Linked DNA regions of Homo sapiens: region 1 is linked to region 2. A link is an interaction called in ENCODE POLR2A ChIA-PET data of the cell type or tissue named here. Cell type or tissue: A673. All regions are shown on one strand. Links, peaks and the distances in the headings refer to the core of each region. The heading gives the core; the rest is flanking DNA.

The links. ChIA-PET counts read pairs that join two places held together with the same protein. Peaks named below come from ENCODE experiments on the same cell type or tissue, not always from the same donor. Only the 100,000 strongest peaks of a DNase experiment are listed, where the experiment ranks them.
Region 1: POLR2A ChIA-PET joins it to region 2 with 9 read pairs; 4 of 35 experiments call an interaction of 5 or more read pairs at or near these places.

The regions. Positions count from the first base shown.
Region 1 is chr12:82,718,164-82,731,688 of GRCh38, forward strand. The region is part of intron 1 of TMTC2 (transmembrane O-mannosyltransferase targeting cadherins 2); the gene reads left to right. Among named protein-coding and RNA genes, the nearest start is that of TMTC2, 38 kb to the left of the region's middle. In A673, for the core only: no CTCF peak of the experiment used is centred there; a DNase peak (open chromatin) is centred at 13,098; H3K27ac peaks cover 447 bases.
Region 2 is chr12:82,778,041-82,794,296 of GRCh38, forward strand. The region is part of intron 1 of TMTC2 (transmembrane O-mannosyltransferase targeting cadherins 2); the gene reads left to right. Among named protein-coding and RNA genes, the nearest start is that of TMTC2, 99 kb to the left of the region's middle. In A673, for the core only: no CTCF peak of the experiment used is centred there; a DNase peak (open chromatin) is centred at 5,601; H3K27ac peaks cover 899 bases.

The DNA.
Region 1 (13,525 bases), core at 5,526-13,525, 56 kb before region 2:
GATTAAGGAACACAGAATTAGGCAGTATCCATAAAGACACAAAACTGGTTATTGGGCTTGATTTGAAACTTCATCTAATCCAATTAAAAAGCAAAAATCAAAAAACTGCTCCATCTATTCTTTCACATTGCAGGGTATTGTGGAAGTTGCAAAACTAAGCAAGACATGAACTAATATTAACTACATATGGTAATGCTAGAAATCAGTTAAACCTGAATTATACCTGTAGATCCTCATATCACCGTTGTAAATCCAGGCAGGGGTTTTAATTCCCAGGTTTCAGAAAGGGAAGCTGCAGAAGCCCAGAACATAAAGTATTCATGGCCACAAATCTATTAAGTGACGGAGTCCATATTTGAACCCTGGGCCCCTGTGCCCTGGTGTTGGAGCTTTTGGGATACTGTGAACGTCAAGGGTTGGCTCACCATCTGAATACTAAGCCTGAACTCAGAAGATGTGTTTTTCTTATGTGTAGGTTGAACCACATGACAGGGCCATTTTTGCCTGCTAAGAATGAGCAAAAATTCATATGGTTCAATGGGTACTTCTAAAACATACCCATGCCCTATTATTTCTGATATGTTTTACTTTTATGTTTGTGGAAATTTAACTCCTCATAGGAAAATGGAAGTTGGTAGTATACCATAGGAAAATAGGAAGTTTTAGACAAGTTTATTAAGATTCATATAGAAATTGTGGATCCAAATAAACAGATTAAACATAGGATTTAGGATTTAGCCCTACAGATACCACATTCATGCCCATTCTATAATCTGTAGAGTTTAATCCTATTGATTATAAAAATGAAGCAGTACTTTTCCCTTTTAACATATATATTCAGAAAACTGGGTGCTAGTATATAGAGCTTAATACAATTCTACAGCTTTAGATGATTTTATATATATATATATATATATATATATTTTTTTTTTTTTTTTTTTTTTTTTTGAGACGGAGTCTCGTTCTGTCACCCAGGCTAGAGTGCAGAGGCACGATCTCAGCTCACTGCAACCTCTGCCTCCCAGATTCAAGCAATTCTCTTGCCTCAACCTCCCAAGTAGCTGGGATTGCAGGCGCACACCACCACACCCGGCTAATTTTTGTATTTTCAGTAGAGACGGGGTTTCACCATCTTGGCCAGGCTAGTCTCTAACTCCTGACCTCGTGATCCACCCGCCTTGGCCTCCCAAAGTGCTGGGATTGCAGGCATAAGCCACCGTGCCCAGCCTGGATGATTATATTTTAAATAACCCTGAATCATTAAGCACAGTTACAAAATAAGCAAAGACTGAAAATCAGTAAAATATTCACTTAAAAATTTTAGTGACTCTTACTTTGCAGATGGTAGACTCTTGGGAAATAGTTATTAGTGAATAAGTGAAAATATCATGCAACACAGGTACAACTGTGAGCAAATGCCTTTTCCTTTTTTATACCTAATTACTCATGTAGCAATTTCCTTTGGGCATATGCCTGATTGAGGAAACATGATTCTATGTCTCTCTGTCTTTTTTTTTTTTTTTTTCGTAATGTCATAGTGTAGGGTAAAGAGCACAGTTTTGGCCCCAAGTAACCTTGGATACATCTTCTGATTCCCTTGGTTTTCTAACTGTTGTGACCACAGGCAAGTTATGCATTCTCGTAGATTCTTACTTAACTGCATAATGGAAATGTTTTCTGTATGCTACGAGAGTTTGAAATGAAACGTAAGTTCATGGCAAATAGTACAGGCTAGGCAAACAGTAGTCTTTACTAATTTATTTGTTTGTTGAAACTTTTTATAATTAAATATTTGCAATTAAAGTGATGCCAATTTTGAAGTGCAATTATTCATTTAACTGATCTCTACACTTGCATATTTTCTGTTTTTTTGTCTGTTTCTTGGGAGGAGGAACAGGTTTATTGATACATAATTCACATATATACAGTTCACCCATTTAAACTCAAACTCAATGGTTTTTAGTATATTCACAGGTGTCTGTGACTGTCTCTACAATGATTAGAATATTATAATCACTTCTAAAAGAAACCCTGTATCTTTTAGCTATCACCCACCTATACCTTCATGTCCCCGACCCCAGCCCTCTGCAACCACGAATATACTGTCTATATAAGTTTGCATGTTTTAGAATATTTTTGTAAATGGAATTATATGTGGTCTTTCATAACTGGCCTCTTTTACTTAGCAAAATATTTATAAGGTTTATCATGTTGTAGCATGCATCAGTAGTTCATACCTTTTTATAGCCAAATACAATTCCATTGTATGAATATTAAACATTTTATATTAAATATTAAATATTAAATATTTTCATCAGCTGATGGCCATTTGAGTTGTTTCCACCTGTTGGTGATTGTGGATGAATAGTACTGCCTTGAACAATATTTTACAAGTTTTTCCTTGAAAACCTGTTTTTAATTCTTTTGGGTATATATGTAGCAGTGGAACTGCAGATACGATCATTATCTGTTTAATCATTTGAGGAGCTGCTGCACTGTTTTCCAAAGTGACTGCCTTATTTTACATTCCCACCAGCAGTGTTGATGTCACCAGCGCTTGTTGTTATCTGTCTTTGATTCTAGTGAGTATGAAATGCTATCTCGTTGTTTTATGTTTTCTTGATGATTAGTACTTTTGAACGTCTTTTCACATGTTTTCTTGTCATGTAGTTATGAATCTTGAATAAAGCAAAAAGCTCTAGATTTTGGCTTGTTTGTCTTGTCCAATTCCCAATGGCCTGGTTGAAAAAACATTTTATTTGGGTCTAGAAAACTCAGCAAAGAATGATGTCACAGATGTTTCTCACCTCTGCTGTGTTTTAGCTGTAAGTAGATCAAGAAAGGAAAGCAAGACTAGAACTAATTGCTCATCAAGAAAGGATTTACAAATATAAGTGGTTCTGATACACATTTAAATTAGATTACATTTAACGACAGGTTTTGTAAATGAAGTTAATTTGAAAGGGCACACAGTCATTGGGTTTAATCTGTAAACAGCTATCATCCTTCCTCCTCCATCCAGTTTCTGGTAAATAAAAGTTACTCTTCTAGAAGAGTATTTACTTGCATGTTGCCCATGCTGTCTGTCAGTGGCAGCTGCTGGGTCGGTTTATAAGGGGATGCTACCTGGTTAGGGACGAAGCTCATATTTTTGCAGTTTTCCTATGGACCAGAAAATATTGACAAAGGAGAAGGAAATAAGATTTTCTGCTTGCTTTTGCCCTTATAATAGTTTAAATTGTTTTTTTAATTTTGTTTTTTTCTTTCTGAATTAAATTATGGTTTAGCCACTTGAACTACTAAAATTAAAAAATAAAACTAGAAATAAGACTTCTTTATTATAGTTGCTGCTGAATAGGAACTGTGTCTCCCATTATGCAGTGAACCTATTGTCTGAAAAAGACCCACTACATCCAACAGTTAACTGAGATAATTTCTAAAAATAATGGAGTAAGAGCATAACTGACTAATTTAGCAAACTCCTTGACAAAAATTCCAAGTTCATTTTGATGAGAGAAGGCAAAAATAGAGATTAAAATATGCACGCTATTTAAATATTTATGGAAAAGTCAGTGTCTTGCCCTGACTAAATTTCTGAGATTTCTTTAATAATATGTGTGACTATTTACGTAGCATGTAACCTTTTATTCTAAGTGTTTTTCCATTCACAATTGTGTTTGCCTCTTCATGAGTACTATGTGATATAAATAGGGCAAGCAATATTATCTTCAGTTTAGAAATGAAGAAATTGAGATCCTGAGATGACAGTGACCTACCTGAGTCTGTCCTCTAGCAAGAATTAGAATCTGGGTCTTCTGACATCATCAGGGATTTTTCTCATATACTCTGTGGATGTTTCACTTTTGTTGGATTGCTTCTGGAAGAACTGTAAGGTTTTATTCTGTGTGTATTTTGTAAATTGTTCACCAGCTCTCCCATTTCTGCCATTATAAAGACACTCCTAATGAATTATGCATCAGCTTTTGACTTAAAAAAGAAAAATCAAAGGACTTGGATTTAAGTAGTATTCTCACACAGAAACATACTACTTCTTACTTGCCTTTCTTTTCCCCTAAAATTGTGAAAGAATGATTTAAATACTAATGTGAGGTTGGGCGCGGTGGCTCACTCCTGTAATCCCAGCACTTTGGGAGGCCAAGGTGGGCGGGTCATGAGGTCAGGAGATTGAGACCATCCTGGCTAACACGGTGAAACCCCGTCTCTACTAAAAATACAAAAAAAAAAAAAAAAAAATTAGCCGGGCATGGTGGTGGGCGCCTGTAGTCCCAGCTACTTGGGAGGATGAGGCAGGAGAATGGCGTGAACCCGGGAGGCAGAGCTTGCAGTGAGCAGAGATCCTGCCACTGCACTCCAGCCTGGGCCACAGAGTGAGACTCCATCTCAAAAAAAAAAAAAAAAAAAAAAAAAATTAGCCGGGCATGGTGGTGCACGCCTGTGATCCCACCTACTCGGGAGGCTGAGAAAGGAGAATCACTTGAACCTGGGAGGCAGAGGCTGCAGTGAGTTGAGATCATCCCACTGCATTTCGGCCTGGGCAATGAAGCAAGACTCCCTCTCAACAACAACAATAACAAAATAAATACAAATGTGAAATCTCAGAATGCTGCTGCCTCAAGAATATCTGATTTACTAAACAGAGAAACAGATAGTTTTAAAGAAAAAGTAGCTTCATTAACATTAAAAAATTCTGGGTCTTTCCCCTTGATTTTACTCAGTGTCAGTAAAATCCATCTTAAGAAACAAAGTGGATTTCAACCTTTCTGCCTCAAGTTATTGTCATTGGGATTTAACATGTTCCATTCAACTTTTCTGTAAAACTGTAGTTTTTTCATGGAAAAATGTCTATTCATAGCTTCATAGTACCTAGCACAGAGCCTGACACATAGTAGGCACTCATTAGTTACATTTATGCCACATCAATAAATTAGGATTCAGTTGATCATCATTTGACTTAAAGGAGAAACATAATCACACAAGTAAAGAGACGATTTTAACTATAGTAATTATTGGCCCTCAGGCTCATAGTTTGGTGTCGGAGAGGGTTTGATCATGAGAGTGGTGCAATAAACCTACTCAAAACCAGGGACTCTCCTAGTGGTTGGAAAGCTTGAGGTGTAACAGTTTCTATTTTAATTTAGGAGCTCCAACCGCAGCTTTCTGAGCCCTGTTAGTTATGGTTATGCAAGGCTTCCTGAGAGTTAAGATCTAATAAAGGTTTATTATCTCTCCCTTACCTGAAATGCTTGGAACTAAAAATATTTCTGATTTTGGATTTTTTTGGATTTTGGAATATTCGCACATACATCATGAGGTACTGGGGATGGGACCTATGTCTAAACATGAAATTCATTTATGTTTCATGTACACCTCATATACATAGATTGAAAGTAATTTTATTTTTCTCTTGGGAATGCTGAATAAACTGTACCTGCATTTTGACTATGGCCTGTCACATGAGGTCAGGTGTGGAATTTTCCACTTGTAGCATCATGTTGGCACTCAAATATTTCAGATTTTGGAGCATATTGGATTTTAGATTTTCAGATTTGGTATGCTCAACCTATATGGCCTTTCCTGCATTACCAAACCAAAGCATAGGCTAGAGTACATTCCAAAGCATCTAGGACTTCTGAAAACACACCTAGCCTACTCTGTGTACTACAGGGCTGCTGGTGTGAGCAGAGTATTGGCTTTCTAGCTAAAGAACCACCTGAGTTCCAGCCCCACTTTGTCAAAAGAACCACCTGAAATTCAGCCCCATTTTGTCATTTATCCAGGGTGACCCTGGATAAACCACTTAATTTTTCTGACTTCTGATTTCCTTGTCAGTAAAATGGGGATACAAAGAACTTCTGGATTTGTTTTAAGAGTTAGAGATAATATCTGCAAGATGCCCTGGGGAAAGAAATTTTGTCTGGTTTCTCTCTGACACAGCTCACGTTTGAGCATAGGGCATTGAGACTGTGCAAGGCAAACTAGAAATTCAGAAACAATCATTTATTAACTTTGGAGCCCTAAATGTGAGTACCACGGCATGCATTAAGAATCCTTCATTACATTATGAGGAATGAAGGGAGATGTTGGTTTTAAATAGGAGGAACATAACAATTAATGCTGCTTATTAGACTTGTGATATGGTTTGGCTCTCTGTCCCCACTCAAATCTCATCTCGAATTGTATATGTATAACCCCCCGTGTTGAGGGAGGAACCTAGTGGGAGATGATTAGATCATGGGGACTGTTTCCCCCATGCTGTTCTAGTGATAGTGAGTGAGTTCTCATGAGATCTGATGGTTTAAAAGTGGCAGTTCCCCTGCGCTCTCTCTCTCCTACTGCCTTGTGAAGAAGGTGCTTGCCTCTTCACCTTCCACCATGATTGTAAGTTTCCTGAGGCCTCCCCATGCTTGAGGAACTGTGAGTCAATTAAACTTTTTTGTTTAAAAATTATCCAGTCTCAGGTGGTTCTTTATAGATGTGTGAAAACGGACTAATACAACTTGGAAAGACTTACAACCAGTTGTCAGGTTTATTTTCCATCATTCCGTCTTCTCAAAATAGGTTGGTGTGATTCTCTGAAAACATGGCCATTATTGAATAATGTTACTGTCTTATATTTTGTTTCTTATAGATAGCAGTATCAGTATACTTTTCCATAGAAAATACTGTGTGACTTCATGACCTTGGTGACAATTTTATGTTTGTACAATAAACACATTTCTGCTGTGAGGGATGATACATGCAGGCTGTAGGGCATCAGGCGATCAGGGGATGTGAAGGTAATTGTAGGCTGATCACTGTAGGCTGAACACCTCAAATTTTTGAGAGCTTGTCCTATTAATTATCCAAAATTTCTGAGCATTCTTTTCTAGCAGTAGGAGAGTAAGAAATTATAAATTTGATTTTGATTAAGAGGCCTTTCTCCTTTTTCAACAGTGTTGATTTTTAAAAAGTCTTAAAAAAAAAACAAAAAAACTATCAGTAGAGAATATTTTTAGAAGACATCCAGATATCCAGGTTTGGAAGTGGAGGGTTAGGGGATACTTTTTTTTCCTCCAAAAATACCTTGCTAATCTGTATAACCAAAGTAAGTTTTCTTTTGACCCAGTCACTTTTCTAGACTTATTTTATATTTTCTGTCAGCTTCTAATGCCTAAAGGAGTTTTTGTTAGATGTGAATTTATTTTTAATATTAATTTTTTATTGGACAGGTCACTTTAGAAAATTGAAATTACAGTTTATGAATCACATTTTGGGATGGATAGTCTACAAGATTCTTATTTCCATTAATACTTTGATATCATAAAAAGAAAAATAAAATCCCAATTGTTAATGGTGCACACTATCAACAAAGAGTCAAATTCTGTAAAATATTTGGAGAGATTTATTCTGAGCCAAATATGAGTGACCATGGCCCATGACACAGCCCACAGTCCTGAGAACATGTGCCAAGGTGGTTGGGGTGCAGCTTGGTTTTATACATGTTAGGGAGGCATGAGATGTCAATCAGATACACTTGATAAATACATTGGTTTGGTCCAGAAACATGGGACAGTTCGAAACCAGGGGTGGGTGGGGCATCCAGGTAATAGGTAAATTTAAACATTTTCTAGTTTACAATGGGTTGGGTTTGTCTAAAGACCTGGGATTAATAGAAAGGAAATGTTCGGATTAAGATAAAAGACTGTGGAGACCAAGGTTCTTTTGAAGCCTCATAGTGGCTGCCCTTAGAGGTGACAAATGTTTCCCTTTCACACCTTTAAAAGGTGCTAGACTCTCAGTTAATCTCTTCAAGATTGGGAGGGCTTGGAAGAAAATGATCTAGTTATGTTAATAGAGATTCTTTACAGATGCAAATTTTCCCCCACAAAGGACCACTTTGCAGGGCCATTTCAAAATAAGGCAAAGAAACATGTTTTGGGGTAAAATATTTTGATTTTTTCTTTGTCACATAATGTTATTCTAGAGTCAGATTGGAAAGTAAGCCGTGATATATAGGGTGAAATAAACCCATCTGATGAGAATTTATGATTTGTAGGGCATGACTCCCTAGACCCCTCAGATAGGAATTTGGGCAAACTAAAAACAATCAGTTTAGTTCTCAACACAGATTAAGATTAAAAACACAGGGTACATCATAGATGACTTAATAGTATGCATGAAGCATACCTACCAGATGATAATGAGATGGTAATGACACTTGTGGTTCTTTTTCCTAGCAAAAAGACATTCTTTGTGTTTTTCTTATGTGCCAGGTGTTGGGCTAGACACTTTACATATACTTTCTCCACCAGAGACTTTTCAGTGATGCTGGTAGGAAGGTTATGTTATTTGCATGTTTTACAAATAGGGAAATTGAAGCTTGGAGATGATAGGGATTTTCCTTTTGGTCACATAGCTAGAAAGTGGCAAAGCCAAGTCTGGTGTGGTGGCTCACGCCTATAATCTCAGCACTTTGGGAGGCCAAGGTGGGCAGATCACAAGGTCAAGAGATAGAGACCATCCTGGCTAACACGGTGAAACCCTGTCTCTACTAAAATTACAAAAATTAGCCGGGCGTGTTGGTGGGCGCCTGTAGTCCCAGCTACTCGGGAGGCTGAGGTAGGAGAATGGCGTGAACCCAGGAGGCAGAGCTTGCAGTGAGCTGAGATGGCGCCACTGCACTCCAGCCTGGGCGAGAGTGCAAGACTCTGTCTCAAAAAAAAAAAAAAAAAAAAAAGGAAAGTAGCAAAGCCAAGCTTGGAGCTCAAATAGAGTACCCTTAACCAATTCTACTGTACTGCCTTTGAATTGCTGTGTATCCTTAGAAAAGCCCCTTTTCTTTCCTGAGCCACAGTTGAGTGACCTGTTAAATAAGGAAAACTAGATGTTTTCTTTGTTCCCCTTCTAATTCTGATCTTTTGTGTTGGAACTTTAAAACTAATTGAAAAAAAAAACAACCAGAAAACTTATAATGTTTATTTTCTTTCTCCCATTATAGAAAATAGAAAAGAAGAATAATTAAGCTGTAATTCTACCACCTCAGTATAGAATCAGTCTTAACCTTTCTTCTAGTCTTTTTTCCTTTTCCGTGTATGTATCGATATATTTATTTTACTGAGATTAAAATTACATCACATATATAACCATTTGTATTCTGCTTGTTGGGCTTCGGATTTTCAATATGATTCTCTGTTATTGGTGAGACTGAATCTTTTCCAGAGCTACCCTGACCCCTGACTGGAAAGGTTGGGATCATTCCCAAGACTAGAGGATTCATAACTTAAAATTTTCTGTTTTTTTAAGGCTGGGCGTGGTGGCTCACGGTGGAGGGTGGATCACCTGAGGTCAGGAGGTTAAGACCAGCCTGACCAACATGGTGAAACCCCATCTCTAATAAAAATACAAAAATTAGCCAGGCATGATGGCGTGGGCCTGTAATCCCAGCTACTCGGGAGGCTGAGCCAGGAGAATCACTTGAACCTGGGAGGCGGAGGGTGTAGTGAGCTGAGATTGTGCCATTGCACTCCAGCGTGGGCAACAGAGTGAGAGTGTCTCAAAAAAAAAAAAAATTCTTTTGAAATCCAACTTTCACCTGGAAACCTGGGTGCAGGGAAAGAGACCACTCCATTATATAACTCCACTAGAAAGTATTACCAATTGAAGGATAGTCTAAGAAAGGCCAAAAAAAAAAAAAAAAAAAAAGAGAGAAGGAAATGGCAGATTACTAGATAGCTGAACAGGTTATATCTGGTAAGCACTTTCATGTCTGTTATTTTGGTGTCTCCTTTTAACACTCTTGAGGTATAGTTTCAAGAGGGTAAGTCAAGGATATGAGGTCCCTTACATCGTGGCAGAGCCATGGCTGAATATGCAGTCTTCCTCTCTTACACTGTTCTTCCTGTGGTACCAGGCAGTTTCAAGCATTTGCAATGCACACATTAGAATTGCGCACATTAGAATAGCTGGGAATGGCAGGCCCCACTGCTGTTCCCCAACAACTGCTTACTTGGTTAGGTAGGGTGCCTGGTTCTCTGCTGGCCCTCTGCTTGTGAGAGCTTAGGTAATAGAGATGAGTCCTATTCTGTTTTTTATTTTTGGTACCCCAGAGCCTGGTATACAATAGGAGGAACTCTTACTTAAAATTAATTTATGATTATTTAAGTTTCTTAGTTTTTATAAAAAGGTTTTTTTTTGTTTTTGTTTTTGTTTAATTGATCTTTCTCATTTGAAAAATCAAAAGTACCTGAAGGCTTTTAATGGAAAACAGCAGACCCAGGCTGGGCGCGGTGGCTCACTCCTGTAATCCCACCACTTTGGGAGGCCGAGGTGGGCAGATCACCTGAGGTCAGGAGTTCCAGACCAGCCGGGCCAACATGGTGAAATCCTGTCTCTACCAAAAATACAGAAATTAGCTGGGCATGGTGGTGAGAGGTGACAGCGTGCTGGCAGCCCTCACAGCCCTCGCTTGCTCTGGGCACCTCCTCGGCCTTGGCGCCCACTCTGGTCACGCTTGAGGAGCCCTTCAGCATGCCGCTGCACTATGGGAGCCCCTTTCTGGGCTGGCCAAGGCCGGAGCCAGCTTCCTCAGCTTGCGGGGAGGTGTGGAGGCAGAGGCGTGGGCAGGAACTGGGGCTGCACGCAGTGCTTGCAGGCCAGCGCGAGTTCCAGGTGGGCATGGGCTCGGCGGCCCTGCACTATGAGCAGCCAGCCAGCCCGCTGCACTGGGCAGTGAGGAGCTTAGCACCTGGGCCAGCAGCTGCGCTGGACTTCTCGTCGGGCCTTAGCTGCCTCCCCGCCAGGCAGGGCTCGGGACCTGCAGCACCCCATGCCTGAGCCTCCGCCCTCACCCTGCGGCCTCCTGCGTGGCCCGAGCCTCCCCGACGAGCGCTGCCCCCTGCTCCAGGTGCCCAGTCCCATCGACCACCCAAGGGCTGAGGAGTGCTGGCGCAAGGCCCAGGACTGGCAGGCAGCTCCACCTGTGGCCCCAGTGCGGGATCCACTGGGTGAAGCCAGTTGGGCTCCTGAGTGTGGTGGGGGCTTGGAGAACCTTTATGTCTAGCTAAGGGATTGTAAATACACCAATTGGCACTCTGTATCTACCTCAAGGTTTGTAAACACCAATCAGCACTCTGTGTCTAGCTCAGGGTTTGTGAATGCACCCATGACACTCTGTATCTAGCTACTCTGGTGGGGACTTGGAGAACCTTTATGTCTAGCTAAGGGTTTGTAAATATACCAGTTGCACTCTGTATCTAGTTCAAGGTTTGTAAATACACCAGTCAGCACCCTGTGTCTAGCTCAGGGTTTGTGAATGCACCAATCGACACTCTGTATGTAGCTAATCTAGTGGGGATGTGGAGAACTTTTGTGTGGACACTGTGTATCTAGCTAGTCTCGTGGGGAAGTGGAGAACTTTTGTGTCTAGCGCAGGGATTGTAAATGCACCAATCAGCACCCTGTGAAAACGGACCAATCAGCTCTCTGTAAAACAGACCAATTGGCTCTGTGTAAAATGGACCAATCAGCAGGATGTGGGTGGGGCCAGATAGAATAAAAGCAGGCTGCCCAAGCTAGCAGTGGCAACCCGCAGGGGCCGTTTTCCGTGCTGTGGTAGCTTTGTTCTTTTGCTCTTTGCAATAAATCTTGCTGCTGCTCACTCTTTGGGTCCACACTGCCTTTATGAGCTGTAACACTCATGGCGAAGGTCTGCAGCTTCACTCCTGAAGCCAGCAAGACCACGAACCCACTGGGAGAAAGGAACAACTCCAGATGCGCTGCTTAAAGAGCTGTAACACTTATCGGGAAGGTCTGCAGCTTCACTCCTGAGCCAGCGAGACCACGAACCCACCAGAAGGAGGAAGCTCCGAACATATCTGAACATCAGAAGGAACAAACTCCGGACACGCTGCCTTTAAGAACTGTAACACTCACTGCGAGGGTCTGTGGCTTCATTCTTGAAGTCAGTGAGACCAAGAACCTACCAATCCCAGACACACTGGCACGTGCCTGGAGTCCCAGCTATTCAGGAGGCTGAGGCAGGAGAATCGCTTGAACCCAGGAGGCAGAGGTTGCAGTAAGCCAAGATTGCGCTACTGCACTCCAGCCTGGGCAACAGAGCAAAACTCTGTCTCTCAAAAAAAAAAAAAAAAAAAAGCAGACCCTACCTCATCCACTCCCTATCTTATATAAAAAACAACCACTTTAATCTCTTGGGCTTTTCTTCTGCTATTGGAATAATAATAAGAGTGTAGTCTGGGGGTCACTCAGACTTGAGTTCAAGCTTTGCTAGTTATCAGTATGTGCCCTCCAAAAAGAAGTGGAGGTGCACATGCTTCTATGTCCACTTTAAACAACATTGACTCTAGTTAGATTTGTGAGTGCTTTGTGACTACTGAGCATTCTCTTGAATCCATGCAGAGATTAGCACTTTTAGCACACTGTTTTGTACAGTTGTGTATCACATATTTTTATTGAAGACACTAGTTTAAGAGTTAAGAGTGAGGTAGTTAAGTAATCTCTAAATCAGATACAGTGGAATGAGAAAATAGGTTTGATGGAGCCATCTTGAAAAGAAAGTTGTGGCCGTACATCAATAACCTTACCTTATTGTGGGCTCCTGTCCTTTCGAATTCCAATGGACACACTAGCAAGGTAGGATCTACTTAGAAATTGTGAGATACAATTTTCTAGAGAGGTAAAATCAAACGGGTATATGGATAGCTATTCTGCTTTTTCAAGTATATAAGTCGTTTTGATTAATGTGTTTGCACATGGAAAACTATTGGATTCAGAGTAGCTAGCAGCTATTTCTAGTAGCTTGTGGAAAAGCAGACATCTTCAATAAGGTAATTATTTTAAATGCATCTGTAGCTATGTAATGTGCACATGTGTTTGTAATTACAGTTGGAGAATTTAGAATCAAGTGCTAGACTTATCGGTGTTTATACATTCAACAAATGAAAAAAAATCGAGTATTGGCTGCTACCTTTGCAAATGTGCATTGTCTCAGAGTCTGCAAAGCATACCACTTGATAGTTGTCACAACTTAAATTTGCTGTGTAATGTGTAGCACAAAAGGTTGTGTTGCGTAACCTAACAGGCTTATCGCTGAACTGAGCAAATGTTTCTGCGTAGGTTGCCAACGTGGGGCTCCAGAGTGTCTGGCCCTGTGGTTTTAAGATTTGGCAAGTATGAATTTAGAGTTTTTTCTCATCTTTTAAAGAAAGAAAATTATACGTTAGTGTGAGTACAGTAATATGTTCAGTAAGTAGAAATAACATGCTGTCATGACATAATTTATGAGAAGTATTTAGTAGGCCATATACAAATTTTAGACCAGTGGGAATTTTTGGCTAGGAATTTATAGCTGTTTGTTCTTAACAAAACTGTAGGCATCAGAAAGCCGACATAGAAATACTTGATAATTAGTTTACTTATCAATTTATTGAAAGTTTTAGACTATTACTATAAATAATAGGCTTTATTTTAGGCAAAGTGAAGAAAAATATGGGATACAGCAAAAGCA
Region 2 (16,256 bases), core at 1,166-9,165:
TTGGTCATATATAAAGATTACTCTTCGCATTGTAAAATACTATGTAAATATTCTTCAGTATTACTCTAGTCTTTTATTTTTGCTCAGATTTTATTAGGGTCTGCTAATTATTTTATGTACAATAGTCTCTCACCTCTCCAACAATATCATATATAGCTTAAGGGCAGAGAGCATATCTAAAGTTTCATTATTCCCCAATCATGACTAGAGATGTGATGAACACAGAGAAGCAAATAATTTATTATTTTTTTAAATATTGAACATTTTACATCTGTCCCCCATCTTCCCTGTTCTTCAATTTCATCCTTCTGACAAAGTTTGAAATAAGATTTGCTAAGTATTAAACTGGAAGGTTCTTTTTATTATGGTTGTCAGTCAATTAAGAATTCTCATGGCTGGGCCCAGTGGCTCATGCCTGTAATCCCAGCACTTTGGGAGGCCAAGGCGAGCAGATCACAAGGTCAGTAGATCAGGACCATCCTGGCTAACACAGTGAAACCCCAGCTCTACTAAAAATGCAAAAAATCGGCCGGGCGCAGTGGCTAACGCCTGTAATCCCAGCACTTTGGGAGGCCGAGGCGGGCGGATCACCAGGTCAGGAGATCGAGACCATCCCGGCTAAAACGGTGAAACCCCGTCTCTACTAAAAATACAAAAAATTAGCCGGGCGTAGTGGCGGGCGCCTGTAGTCCCAGCTACTTGGGAGGCTGAGGCAGGAGAATGGCGTGAACCCGGGAGGCGGAGCTTGCAGTGAGCCGAGATCCCGCCACTGCACTCCAGCCTAGGCGACAGAGCGAGACTCCGTCTCAAAAAAAAAAAAAAAAAAAAAAAAAAAAAATGCAAAAAATCAGTTGGATGTGGTGGCATGCACCTGTAGTCCCAGCTACTTGGGAGGCTGAGGCAGGAAAATTGCTTGAACCCAGGAGGTGGAGGTTGCAGTGAGCCAGGATTGCACCACTGCACTCCAACCTGGGCGACAGAGCGAGACTCCATATCAAAAAAAAAAAAAAAAAAAATCTCACACAGCCTGAAATTTAAAGGCTGAGTAGCTCTCTGGGCAAACAATAGTGGCAGAGGAGGGCATTCCAGACAGAGCATAATATATGCAAAGGCAAGGAATCCCAACATCACGGCAGGGTAGAAAGTGTAAGGAAGTCTGAAATGGTTGAGCGTGTGCTAGGTGATGATATCTGATGGTGGGGGCAGAAGTGGGAAAAGTTGGTGAGGGCAGAGGCTGATGGGCTTGCCGATGGAGAGAACTGAAGGATTTAGGCAGGGGATGTCAGGATATATTAAATAAATCATTCTGATGTCACTCAGATAGCAAATAAGAATGTTTCATGCGATAAGCCTTTCAGGTATAACTCACATTTATTATAACTAGAAACTTGATATTTGGGGCACAGCTGTACATTGTAAAACCTACCAAGATAAACTTATGATTAATATCTCTGTTATTCTATGATCAACAAGTATAGATTAAACTGTAACCAAGAATAGTGAAGATGTGATAATAGATGGCATCTTTTCACAATTTAACTTAGTGTAGCTGTTAAACAAAATAACTATAGTTCTAGGCTGGGTGTGGTGGCACATGCCTGTGATCCCAGCACTTTGGGAGGCCGAGACAGGTGGATCACCTGAGGTCAGGAGTTCAAGACCAGTCTAACCAATATGGTGAAACCCTGTCTCTACTAAAAACTACAAAAATTAGCCGGGTGTGGTGGCATGCTCCTGTAGTCCCAGCTACTCGGGAGGCTGAGACAGGAGAATTGCTTGAACCAAGAGGCGGAGGATGCAGTGAGTCAAGATCATGCCACTGCACTCCAGCCTGGGCAACAGAGCGAGACTCCGTCTCAAAAAAAAAATAGCCATAGTTCTCATGATGTTACATGCCAGAGTTACGGCATTAAGTGAGACTCATCCATTCGACTGCTACTTCAAGAGTAGGGGCTGTCCCTTAAAAGATGGGTATTTTTTAGGTATTTTTTGTACCATTTACTTGTAAATATTTAATTACAGGAAAGATTATAGTTTTACTAATTATCTGTTCTCAGTCTTTTCTATTTGCCTTTTAGCACGTCCACGCCAGTTGTATAATTCAGTTGTTAATGCATTGAACAAAGCACAGTATAAGATTTTTGCTAATATTTAATGCAAACTTGCATGCCTGCTGTGGATAATCTTACAGTGAATGAAAATACCTGGCTCATTTTCCTTATGAAATGAGGTTAACTGACCATTCTGATATCTAAGAAAAATAGCTTTCTCCAGCTTCAAATAGAAATAGCATACTTTATTTTTTTCCCTTTTGCAAGAAACAGAGAATAGATAACTTTCTGATAACTTCCCTAAAATATCAGACCCATTGCTTCATTTTCACAACAGTAAACAGTTTTTTTTTTTGTTGAGTGTTTATGTTATGCAGACCTGATTAAACACATGATATAAAATGTATCATACCGATACCTTGTGATGTGAATATATTAAAAGCGTAAGTAATATCATACAAGAGAAGTTCACAAAGTTAGTTTGCATGCTTCTTTGCTTCTTATGTCAAATGAAAAGAAAGATTAGGAAATGTGCTTTAAAAAGTCTCTTCATAAGCAACAACAAAAAAATGTTTGCGTCATGAGAAATTTGAACTAACACTTCGTTTGGTGGTAAAAATGTGTTTGTATTCTCAGAGGCAAATCTTAAAGAAGGCACGTGACACAAAATGTCAATTGTGTATTTAAATAAAATTTCTCAACATGTAAGAAGTTTTGTTTTTTTTTTTAATTTGGCTTAATGAGCTTTCTGGTTGCAAATATTTTTTGTTTTCTAGTTGCAGTGTGGTGTGGAAGAGGTTTTTTAATAGGGTTATGTCTCATGTTTTTGTTACAAAGACAACTTTTTATTTTAGAAAGCAGGGCTGGAATAATGAATGTTAGCTTTTATTTTGAGTTTTCTAAACTACAGTTTCTTTTTGAGTTATCTTGGAAAAATGTTGCTTTTGCAGTTTTAGATATTTTTTTACCTTAAATGCATTGCTGGTATAATAAAATCTCTTCCCATTCAGAGTAGCTGAAACTTTTCCCAAGATGGATTTGAGCAAAAGCAGGATTAAAAACAAGACAACAAACAAAATAGGACACGAGAGTATCGTTGATGAGTAGATCAAAATTAATAGGGTTCAAAATGCTGAAAATATATCTCTCAAACTTTTCAAAATCAAATTTCTGCAATTATCTTGCAGTAATTTGAAGAAGAAAGAATTTTTATTGCTAGGAGAATGGAAAAACCAACAGTCCTGTAGTACATTTTAAGAAAAGGGTTCTTTGTCACGTTTGAATAGAGTATGTGTGTGGAGTTTGCTCTTTTTTTTTTTTTTTTTTTTTAGCAGAAAAAAAATCTACAAGTTGGCAGTTGGTTGTACAGATTTCCTCTTTGTGGTGGAAATACTGGGATGTTGTGGGAGAAAACCGCTGTCCATCTTAACACAGATGCTAATTGTATTCTGTAATTCTTCTTGGTTGCCATTGCGATGTTCTTAGCTGCCTTTTATTTGTTGTTTCTCCAGGACAGAAGTGATTACTAATTACGTATCATGCTACACAGAAGAAGTAGGCCATTTGGTTTTCTTTTCTTTTTCTTTCTTTCCTCTGTTGTTATTATTATTGTTTTTTTTTTTTTTTTGGAGAGGAAAGTGAAAGGCGGCTTAGAGGTTTTAATGCTGCTGCTCATCTCTACATGCCTAGGCTGCTTCTCTAATTTGCATGGGTACCTTGGGCATTGTCCTGAGGGGCTGGGGTAGTTTGACCTCCTCTTTAGTTTAGTGACCCTTGTCATCTTGCTGTTCATTCCTGGGGCCTGTTTAATGCTAATTAGGCCTTCAACCAGTTGCTGTTTACAACTGTGTGCTTTAGAAAGCAGGGCCTTCCCCAAAGACCACATTGGTGGTCCTAAGCTAAACTGGTAGAATTGAAGACCTCCCCCATCCGCAGAGAAAAGCCTCTTCACACTTCTATTTATTTAGAAATATGTAACAGTCACACCATTAACATAAATAAATAAACAATGAAGGATTGAATATTTGACTCTGATGCTTCCTAATGATGGCTGGATGCTTCTTAGGAAAACTTAACTTTGAGGTCCTAAAAAAACAGATCATCTCAGCCTCTCCTCCCACTGTGAACACTGGGTAAAGATAGGGCAAGAGTGTTTAAAAAGAGGACAGTTAAATGGTCCCAGGTTAAGAAATATTTATATTATGTTTATCTACTGTTTGATTAAACTGATTGAACAAAACGAAAAAATTCAGTGGACTCTTATGTATGATATGTATCGGATGGTACTAAATATAGGTCTCAGAATTGATTACAGGCTTTATTCAGTAGACATTTTATCTTCATTTCAGCTGAGAGCTTTGCTAGCCTTCCTAGTGTTTGGATAAAGGAAGGAACAGGAACTCTAAACAGAGCTCTTTGGCCAATACTGTCTCTAATACTCCTCCTGCCTAATTTTATGAAGTTATTAACTGATGTTTGTACAAGTCAAAGATCTCACTCATGATCACTTTGGAGAGCTGATTACAAAGGCACATTTTGAAACAGAACTTCTGAGATCAGCGTTTGGATAGTCATTGAACCACACTATCTCCAAGAAGAGGATAATGAAAATAAATCTCTGTCCTATGGACATTGATATTTTCTACCTTTTCTAGACTAAGTACAATGTGGATGGCTATTTGTGGCGTTATGATTCAAGGCTTGTGTGATGCACAGTGCCTTTGAGTTACTTCTAAGTAGCCTCTTTATTCCTAATTTTGATAATGTGACATTTATTGCAATGAAATTAACAAAAATTATTGAATGTTCCTTTTTGCACAGAGACAAGATATGGAGTTTATAGAGGGAAATGCCTTCATTTAGTCTTTCATGGGTATAATAAATATAATGTTGACAAGCTACTTTGCTTGATAAACTTGTTTATATAGTTTCTTTCACAATGAAAACAGGGTACATTAGAATTTTTGATTAGAAATGCTTCAATTAAGGGCAAATGAACTTGGATGCTAAATGAGTTTGAATAATTTCCTGGACTTTGAGGGAAATTAATAGGTATTTAAAAAAGCAAGTAGGGCTGGCCATTTAAATAGAAGTCCTTAGAACAATTCATAGTATTAGAAGATAAACCTATTTTTGTGTAGGTGCTGGGTAGGTTTAAATAATTTTTTTGTAGCTGTTTTAACAAGAAGGTATATGCCTCTGTGTGTGTGTGTGTGTGTGTGTGTGTGTGTCTGAGAGAGAGGGGTGGGGGTGGCAGACAGCGTGCTTCTAAGCCTTCCTGAAGATCCTCCCTTGCCTCTTGTCTCCTTCTCATATAAAAAGGGGTTGGCTGGAGGCAAACCTTCCCTTTTGTTGCCATTGATCTGACACTAGGATATTTTGTAGTCCAGTGAGTAGAAATGTGTCCCAGCTGTAAGATTCTGATTGTGGATTTTTCTTCAGTAGGTTACTGATCTTTCTTTATGCCTAAATTCACATTCTTCTAAGTGGAGGATTTACATTTATGATTTCATCTGGGTTTAAAATCTGGCCGGAAGCATGGTTATGTGTTTAATGCAAATCCGGGGGAAGAGTGCTTCCTACTAAGTTGTCATTTCATGAAGAATTTAGCTTACTTATTTTCTCCACCATTTGAAGGATCCTCAAGGGGGTGATTTTTTTCTCAAGGGTACAAGCTTCTGCAGTAAATGAAGTGAAGGAATGGAGGAGCAACTGGGAAGGGTGGGGAGGAGGAGGATCAAAGCAGCAATCAACCTCAAATGGTTCTCTCCTAGTCTTGGTTTGCTCAATTGTTGAAATATGGGATTGCACCTCTCTCTGCCTGCTATGTCCAAGATTGTGATACATGAGAATGTTTATAACAATATTCTACAAGTTGTAGAATGGAGTACATGGATGATGAGAATTCTGATTATAGCTATATTTTCCATTAATTATTAGCAGACATGAATATGTAGAGTGGGCCTGCTGTAAACTGGAGTGGTTCTTTTTTTTAACCAGTTCACATCATCATTCCAAAACACATGTATACTACATATATATTTAAAAATATACACAAATAATACTTGAATAGTATATTTTGAATATTGTAAGTCTAAAATAAATGGAAACCCGAATAATGTGACAGAAATAGAAGTTCCAGATATTTTTCCCATACCCCAGTTAATTATTTTGTGCAACTCTTTCCTTTTTTGGCATGTGGAAGCCACTTTGAAAGGCATTGGCTAGGGGACTATATCTTAGAGAAGGTGTGTTGGGAGAACCTGCATATTAAGTGGAAAGGATACATGAAATTGACATGGTATATTATGGTTAAGTATATCTCCTACATGGAGTTGGGTATTAGGTCTCATGTAATTACTATGATCGCACGGCCTGATACATCGGTGTTTCCTCCTACCTTGTAGAAAATAGAGGGGTACAATTTGATACTGGGGACTGGTTTCCTGCTTTACTGCCAGTGGGAAAGCTGAAGTTGTGAACATTAAAAGGAAGCAAGACTTCTAGCTTTCCTCTTTCTCATTCACCTTAAAGCCACCTCTATTTGTAGGCGAAGGGTAACTTCCTTTTAACTTCCGTCTTGAAGTCTGAAAGTGGTTAGGAAATGTGGGGTTGGTATGTTGTCAGAGCAATTCCATGCTTCATTTTTGTATTTGGAGGTTTTAATTTTTCCAGCGTATTTTCAGCTGGAGTTAACAGCATATTAATTTTTTGGTGGAGAACACTGGCTTTATTACAGAATTCTGCCCTGCAGCTTTCTGAGTTTCACTGATTTCCTTGCGTGTGTGTCTTTTTTTTGTTTGTTTTGTTTTTGTTTGTTTGGTTTTGGTTCCAAAGGCTTTAGAATTTTCAGAAAATAGCTTAGTTTACAATTTCTGTGTCTTTTTGTTCAGTTTCCAATTGGGAATAATAAGAGTGAACAACTGAAGGCTATTACCTGGCATAGAAGGGAAGAGACTTTTCTTAATAGTTTTTGCTTCTCTTAAAGATGTAGTCATGTATAGGATTCATAGAGATCCATGCCAATGGGAAAGAACTCAGTTTTACTTTGAGGCCTCTCTTTAGACCCGGAAGCTGCTGGGAATCTCTTGAGCACTAAAACATTAGATGAGAAAGACTTAGCGGGAAAACTCCATTTTACTTTGATACCAAAGGGATTGAGAAATGCAGTCGGGAAGGAATTTCCCTACCCTATGCTGAATCCTGAGCCCTCTTATTCTTTCTGGTTTCAGCTATTTTAATTTTTAATCCAAAATAAACAAACAACCCCCCCCCGTCCCCCCCAAACACAAAAGAAACAAATAACAAAATAAAAACAAACCAGGGAATATTATTAGAGCACTGGAATGTGAGAATGTAACTTTTTCTTTTCTGTGTATCACATGACTTTTATTTAGTTTACCAAGTTGCTGGCAGTAAAGCTCTTTGTTTTCAAACAGGAAAATATATTTAGCAAAATATATGTCCATTCATATTTGTCTGCCTGTTGTTGGACTGCATAATTTAAGCAGACTTCACAAGATAGGGCAGCAGCAAAAGGAATGGTTTATTACCACATTCATTCTCAAATCCCAAATGCCCTCAATAAAATAATGATATCGAAGATTAAAATGGCAGTCTTTCACTGTCTAACCTGATTTACAATCCTGAAACATGGTTCCCTTTGTCACTTTGGAATTCTCTAGTCTCCTTGATTCTAGAGACCATGATTCAGAGATTATCCTTGTCCATTAAAAGATTTGGTTCATTTCTGCAGATATTTGTTAAATAGCTGCTAAATGGGTAAAAGGCACTGGGTAGAAGTTTATGTCACCATCTCGATTTAAGTATGTTGAAATTCTAAGTGTGGCAAGACTACTTTGTTTTGTGTCCTTTTCTGATTTTTAGATTTCTTCCCATGTTCTGGTTGCTGCAGGGGCTACAGTCTTTTAAGTGTTTTTCATTGCCTGTCGAACAATACAGAAGGTTAACTGGCTCTGATTACTTGATTTGTGTTTTGCTGATGTCTTTCTTTTCTTGATCTCCCTGTGTTCTATTGCCTTAGATTTCCTTTCCACTAAGAAGCCATAGAGAAAATCATCTAATATGTATCTGCATGGGTGTAAAGTGTTAGAAAGAAAAATGCAAGGAAACATCTTACTTTCTAGCTTCCTTCTTCAAAGGAATTATAGTCTAGTTGAGAAATGATGACACACACACCTGAAAAGATAAATGATTAGTCTCCCCTCCCCCAGTTTAAATAATGGTATAAGGCAATAATGGAAAGGTATCACAAGGTATAGTACATTATATGTTGCCCAATAAATTGTAATGGCTCTCACCGTTCAGAAGTGATTCCTTGTATTGTAGTCATTTTATTCACGTTGACATAGAGATCAGTGGTGCTGACTTAATTTTCTCCAATTTGTACTTTGAAAATTACTTCTCCGGCTGGTATTTTTTGATAGTGAAAAAATATATTTGATTAAATTTGGGGTAAAAAAATGAGCATCTGCCATTATTTTGAAGTAACACTGATGAACTAGTGTTAAATGTTTACTTTTTAGACTCTTATTACTGGGAATTCCTTGATTAGAACACTGCTTGGTACATCTCTTCCCTTTGTCTCAACAGTGATCTGGGCCTGGCATCTTTGAAGAGAGTGTCTCCAGCTCCTTAGAGCTTTTAACAAGAGATTTTCCTTAGTCTTTGTTGGGGTACTGTGAAGTCGGAACCACTCCATGTACTAGGGATCTTACAATAAAAGTTTTTGTTTTTGTTAGAACATTTTTACTCCTCAGCTATGCTGTAGTTGATTTATGTATATGGCATTTTAAAATAAATTCCTCATGCATACCTACTTTCTTATTACAAGCTAGAGAAAATGAAAAGTGCTTAATTATAGGAGCCTATATAACCATACAGTTTGTATGTAGCCCTCACACTATTTTGTTTGTTCAGAGAGCTTTATCAGGCTGTTTCTATCAAATATTGTGTTTTCGTTGGGGGCTAGGGTTACATATTTTAATTATCATACCCAGTATGGAAACTGGTGAAACTTTTTCATATTTATATTTTCACTATCTACTAGACAAAGCAGTTTTTATCATTTTCTATCTTTCATGTTTTTTTCTCCCAGAGTTAATTTTAGATGGTGTGAGTCTAATGAGGTGGCTAAGGGACATTATTTATGAAATGTCATTGGACTTATTTTCTGAGCTGAATTCCATTTTACATGTGGGATAGCTTGTTTGTTGTTTTAACTATTTCTGAGTTGGAAAGGGGATATTTAAGGAATTGTTTGTAATGAGGTTTAGACTTTATTCTTAAAGGATTTGAAAAAAATACAGAACCTAGTTATATGTAAATGAATGTATATTTTTCTCTGAAATGTTTGCTAAACTTTTTCAGACAGTTGCTTAAGTTAGATTTACTTCTTAAAATCTTTATCCATTAAAATTATCTTTGACCTAATTCATTTTATGATGTCAGTATGGATTTGTATTTCTGTAATACTCTTAGCGGATTAAAAACAGATATTAGGAATTAAATGTCCTGGCCAGACGCAGTTGCTCACTCCTGTAATCCCGGCATTTTGGGAAGCCGAGGTGGGTGGATCACACGAGGTCAGGAGTTTGAGACCAGCCTGGCCAGCATGGCAAAACCCCGTCTTTACTAAAAATACAAAAAAATTAGCCAGGCGTGGTGGTGTGTGCCCGTAGTCCCAGCTACTTGGGAGGCTGAGGCAGGAGAATCGCTTGAACCTGGGAGGTGGAGGTAGCAGTGAGCCAAGCTATCACGCCAATGCACTCCAGCCTGGGTGACAGAGCAAGACTCCATCTCAAATAATAATAATAATAATAATTTTAAAAAAGTAAATGTCCTTAGACCACCAGTAGGCTAAAATTTTCTTTCCTTACTTCATCTTGAGAATGTATGTCCTCTTTTAAGAACGTGGTTACGTGGTTTCCAAAAGTGGTATTTTGGCGTGAGATGAGAATAGACTTTCCAGTGTCCCCACATTTAAATGATTTCCTTACAAAACGACTGTAATGGATTTTCTTTAAAAAAGTCAGATCTGCTACTATATTTTAAATATGACTTAATAAAAATATGTATTATTTTGGCAACATCTTTTATTTTAGGGGTAAGTTATAGCAATGCTATTTGAGTACAGAGATGATATTACAATATACCTTCTGACCCTTTATATAAATATTTAGAGTAAGGGAAATAAGTATTTTTCTACAAATTCAATGGAAATATTCTAAATTCTTACATCATTGCAACTATTGGTAACTACTAGTGAAGTTGAATTTAGATGGCACAAATTGACTGAATTTTCATGGGTACATGATTTTTAAGTTTTTACTGCAAGGTTTGGTAGCCTAGGAACAGCAATAAGAGCACAGTGGGGTTGCTTGAGTGGTGGGTTAACAATGCTGGGTAAATATGTCTGTTCTCCCCACTTATATTTTGCATGTCTCTTTACCTAATTAAATTTGTTTAGTTACAATCTCCTAGAAGGATAAGAAAAAACTTACTACCTTACTTACCTTTCTCTCCCTCACAGCCTTCCCAGAACTTTTTCATGTTCAGGAGCTAATGTCCTGGTCTTTTCATCTCTGGAGAATGTATAATCACATCCTTAACATCTCCTTGCACTCACCTTAAGCACTGCCCTGCTCTTAGGTTCTTGGCCTACTCTGCTTTTCTTCTCTTTCCAGGGTGCTGAAGTTCTAAACTCCTGCAGCTTTTCTCTCTCTTCACTTTCAGAACCAAGAGGTTCTGAATGGACTTTTACAGGAAAGCCTGGCCTGGAGGAGTGGCTCATGCCTGTCATCTCAGCACTTTGGGAGGCCAAAGCAGAGGACCACTTGAGCACAAGAGTTTCAGAACAGCTCAGGCAACATAGGAGGACTCTGCCTCAAAAAATAGATAAATAAAAGAAAGGAAAACCTGTTACCTACTTCTGTCTGTCACCAGCTCCTCCTAACCCATTTAGGGATGCTTCTTTGAGGTAATACTTTTTTGATTCGGCTTCCTTTTGCCAAATGGCTTCCTCAAGTCTCCAGATTCACGCTTTTGTCGTTTTGAAACCAGTGTCTGATATGTACGATAAAGTTAAATGGGTTTTCTAATCTTGTGAATTGCAGGTGTAGGAGGTGGAGCTTTGCCAAGCAATCATGACCATCTAGAACTGTGTCAGGGGAAAAAAGAGAATTGCAACCTGTGGGGTCTAATTGTGTGTATGCTGAATTTTAGAGGTTATTAATAAAGAGGGAGGAACAAATAGGCTTAAGTATACTATAATGGTTAAGAAACATTTAAAACAATATAAGCAGACACACAGCTTAATGGGTTCTATGAATTAATATTCCCGTGATGAATTAGCAACATGAACAATGGAAAGATTCATTAGAGTTTGTCCTTTCATCTGGTATGATTAATATTTATTTGAAGTAAAATGCCACCCGATTTAAATTATATAGAAATATAGACTAAGCCAGGCTCTCTACTGGAATATGCAAACAATTCTGATTCATGTTCACCTCTGATGAAACAGTGAACTGTGAACAAAGGCAGAGAATCTAAAGAAACTTGTGTTATTAATACTATAGGAAGAATCCTAACTGATGGACATTTGGTTCATCTTCCCTCTTTGAATGTAACCTTGAATCTATTGTAAGATCATGATAGGAATACATAGACTAAGAGTTTGCTTTATGCCCTCAGTTTGCTTTCTGTGTTCTATTATATTTGCTTTTCACATCTAACTGGTAAAGTAGGCAAGACAAGTACTATTAATGTTATCTTTCATTTTACAGAGGAGGAAGCTGCTCAGTAAAGATGAGTAAGCTATCTGGGCACAGTGGCTCATGCCTGTAATCCCATCACTTTGGAAGGCCAAGATAGGATGATTCCTTGAGGCAAGGAGTTGGGGCAACATAGTGAGACCTCATCTCTACAAAAACAGAAAAAATTAGCTGGGTGTGGTGATGTATGCCTGTGGTCTCAGCTACTTAGGAGGCTGAGGAGGTAGGATGAATTGAGCTCACAGGTTCCTTGCACCATACACTCTAGCTTGGGTGAGACCTTGTCTCTTAAAAAAAAAAAAAAAAAAGATGGGTAAACTGTCCATGGCCATGTTGTCATGGACAGTCTTGTGCTTTCAGATGCTGAGCCCAGGGCTTTGAACCAAGGATTTCATTACTGTAATTGTGAGGGGGTGGATTGGGCCTGTAGGAGTTGGTTCTGTCTCTGTTTACAGTTTACTGTCCCTCTTTGAGAGAGTCAATATTTGAAATTTCTCAAAATGCCAGTAATTTGTTTGGCTTTGGTTTGGAAATGTCATTTGATAGCATTTTTTAAAAAACTATTCTTATGAATTCTCTTCACAAGAAGAGGATGTTGATTTTCCTGGGAAGAAGTAAATTGCTGGACCAGACTCAATGTGTTTGAAAAATTTCTTCTTGTGGCCGGGCGCGGTGGCTTATGCCTGTAATCCCAGCACTCTGGGAGGCCGAGGTGGGAGGATCACCTGAGGTCAGGAGTTCAAGACCAGCCTGGCCATGGTGAAACCCCGTCTCTACTAAAAATACAAAAAATTAACTGGGTGTGGTTGTGCATGCCTGTAATCCCAGCTACTCAGGAGGCTGAGGCAGGAGAATCACTTGAACCCGGGAGGCGGAGGTTACAGTGAGCTGAGATCGCGCCTTTGCACTCCAGCCTGGGCAATAAGGGTGAAACTCTGTCTCAAAAAAAAAAAAAAAGAAAGAAAAAGAAAAAGAAAAAATTCTTCTTTTGCTTACCTCCCTGCCTCTTTCCCTTTAAAAAAGAAATATTCGAACAGAGTGTTATAATTGCTGGGGAGCTATTGTGCCACTTTACCCCTGTTTAGGGGAGCCAGTTGAGTGAGCTCATCCATATGACCTGGATGGGGGTGAGCATCATCTCTGGGCTTCTGTATTGTAGGACCAGATGCTTCTCCTTTCTGCTTTTCCTTCATGGAAACATAGCTTATCTTTGACATAGCTTATTCTTTCTACATGACTTCTCCTCTAATCAGTCACTACTTTGAGAAAAATTATATTCCCATACTATGTAATTCCAATTCTTGAGCTTTTTATCTTTCCGTATTACTAAGGTTTTTTATTTTTACTGATATAGCTGTAGGTCATAACATCCCTACCTCCAAACCCTATTTTTGTTATCCTACTTTAAGTTTTTATTTATTTATTTTTACTTTGGACATTGCAATAATCTTGTCTGTATTCTCTGCTACCAGTCCTAAATCAAATGTTATATATATTTCCATAAGTTATGGAATGAATGGTGAAATTAAGACAGGCAGATACTCTCAGATATAAGAATCAGACCTACTACTAACTAACACAAGTGAGAGCTAGGCTCTTTGTCACAGAAAAAGTGGTACAAAGGCTTTTCCTCCTGATAAATACCAACTTCAGAAGGGAAGGGATTTAGTAACTCCACTGCAAGATAACTTTTCCATATATAGTGTTATATATGTTCATAAAATCATGTTCCTTTTCTACTTAAAAACCTCTGATTATTCTATAGGCCAGAAGTTCCTAAGTTATAGTCACTGAACCAGCAGCATCAACATTGTTGGTAAATGTTTAGTAATGTAAATTCTCAGACACCACCCTAGACAAAGTGAATCAGAAATCTGTACTTTAGGAAACCTGCCAGTGATTTTGAGACACTTTTTGAGAACTACTGCTGTAGGTAGCAAGACAAAGCCTGTACTCCTTACCAGGCATGGAGGACCTTTGATAAGCTTTACCTCCACAGCCACTGCTTATGCTATATCTTCATTGCTCTCCTACCCCAACTGTTACCGTTCTAAGCTTCTTATCATTCTCAGAACATGACATGACGTATACTTCCCTGCCCCATGCTTTGCTAAGCTGTTCTGATTTAATCAAGAGTGTTTTTTCTTACCCACCTGCTTGGGAAATTCCCACAGAAGCAAGAAGCAGCAAGGTAGAGGGGAAAGAGTGTGAACAGCCTTGAGTTAAAATCTGTCGACTGTGGTGTTCAGATGTGTCCACTTTTGCTTGGCTTTTCTTATCTGAAAATGGGGCTAATGATACGTTAGCATTATTATCAAGACCGAAAACAAAATGTTCTGTATAAAGCACCTATCTTTCTATCAACTAGAGTTCAGTACTGTAATTTTTTTTTAGGTGAAATTCACATAACATAAAATTTACCATTTTAAAGTGTATGACTCAGTGACATTCAGTACATTCATGATGTTGAGCAACCATCACCTCTATCTATTTCCAAAATATATCAACACTTCCAGAGGAGACTCTGTACCCAGTCACTTTCTATTCCCTCTCCTCTCCTCAATGGTTTTTTGTTTGTTTGTTTGTTTGTTTGTTTAAATTGACAGAGTCTCGCTCTGTCGCCCAGGATGGAGTGCAGTAATGTGATCATGGCTCACTGCAGCCTCAACTTCCTGGGGTCAAGCAATTCTCCCATTTCAGCTCCCTGAGTAGCTGGGACAACAGACGTGCATCACCACACCCAGCTATTTTTTATTTTTTTCCATTTTTTGTAGAGATGGGGGTCTTGCTATGTTGCCTCTGCTCGTCTTGAATGCCTCAAATGATCCTCCCACCTTAGCCTCTCAAAGTGCTGGGATTATAGGCCTGAGACACTGCACCTGGCCTCTCGATGTTACTTTACATTTTATTTTCACATGATACAGATTCTGGAGATGAATATTCTCATATTCATCTTTTATTTTTTGAAGATATATAGTACTTGCCACCTAGTATGTGTACAGTTCTAGCTTAATTATGGTAAATTAAAATGTGCTGAAGATCTAAATCAGACCACAAAATGTGATTAATTTTTGCCAAAGGAAATTAATACATGTTGTCCAGGCGTTCCTCTGAGATTTCTTAAAGTGTGCTATATTTTTATGTTTACTTTGTAAGGGCACCTTTTGATAGAATGAATACACACATATGCACGTAACCACTGCAGGGTTTAATTACACGATGATAGTATGGCTAATTATTCAGAATTGTTTCCACAGTATCCTCACTACCTAGCTATTTACACAAAGCTAACTGTTGCTGATGCAAGGGATAGAACATTATTTCCTTTTTTAGTACCTTTTGGTTCTTGGGTTCTTAAGATCTCAAAATAATATTTAACATTTTTAAAGGACTTAATACTTTTCGTCGTGCTTTCATTTACATGTCCCATTTCATCTTTTTCTCAGGATAAGAAAGCAAAATCAATTGACCCAGTCTTTTTTCTTTTTTTTTTTTTCAAAATTAGAATATATCTTCAGTTCTAAATGTAGGGACAGATTTACTTTGAAAATAGTAAGTTCTAAGAAACATTATTTAATTAATGTTCATTGAGTTTTCCAATGACAAGATGCAAATGTAATATTTCCCTAATATTTTATATGTAGAAGAACATGCTTTCATTATAAATGACTAAATTAGTGTTACTCTGTCAAATGACACGATTTAATTTTAAAAGTATTAGCTGTAATAAAAAATTAACAGCATGAGGAGTTGAAGAATTTTTAAAAACGCCTTCTTCCCGTGCTGTTAGAAATGACTTAGGAGCTATATGGTATGGGGGTGGGAAGGGGAGTTTTCAAGTTGGAACACTGCAGCTCATTAGCATCTTTCAAACCCTAATGCTGTTTTGTTTCAGTTAGATTTATTACACTGTCTTCTTCCCCAATTCACTGCAGCGTGTAAAGGCTCAGTTGGAACAAACAAAAGAGATATATAACCTCTGAACCAATTAGCATAGCTTACAATGTTCTTAATAGGCTTATCTACTGTATATGCGACTTGGGAAAATGACTCAACTTTTATGCTTTCTTGATCCCTAGGGACGTTTTTCAATATCAACTGCTTTGTGCCCCCAGTATGTGATTTTCAGCTTTCTGATAGAAACCCTTCTTTACAATTTGATGGCTCCAGGGTGCTTCAGTCACTCACTTGTGACTGTTCACTTATTTGCCCAGGCTCTGTTGATGCGTGAGAAGAGGGCACATGTGACTTGGTCCCGGGACAGCCTGCTGGCCTCAGCTGGCATGTGGGACAGGGCGCAGGCCCGCAATTTGTTCAGCTAGTGTTGACTCCTGGGGCGCCCTCCTCTCTCACTCCTCCCCTCATCCTTTGTCCTTCCTCTTTTTACTGCTTGTCATTGGAATCTGGTTCG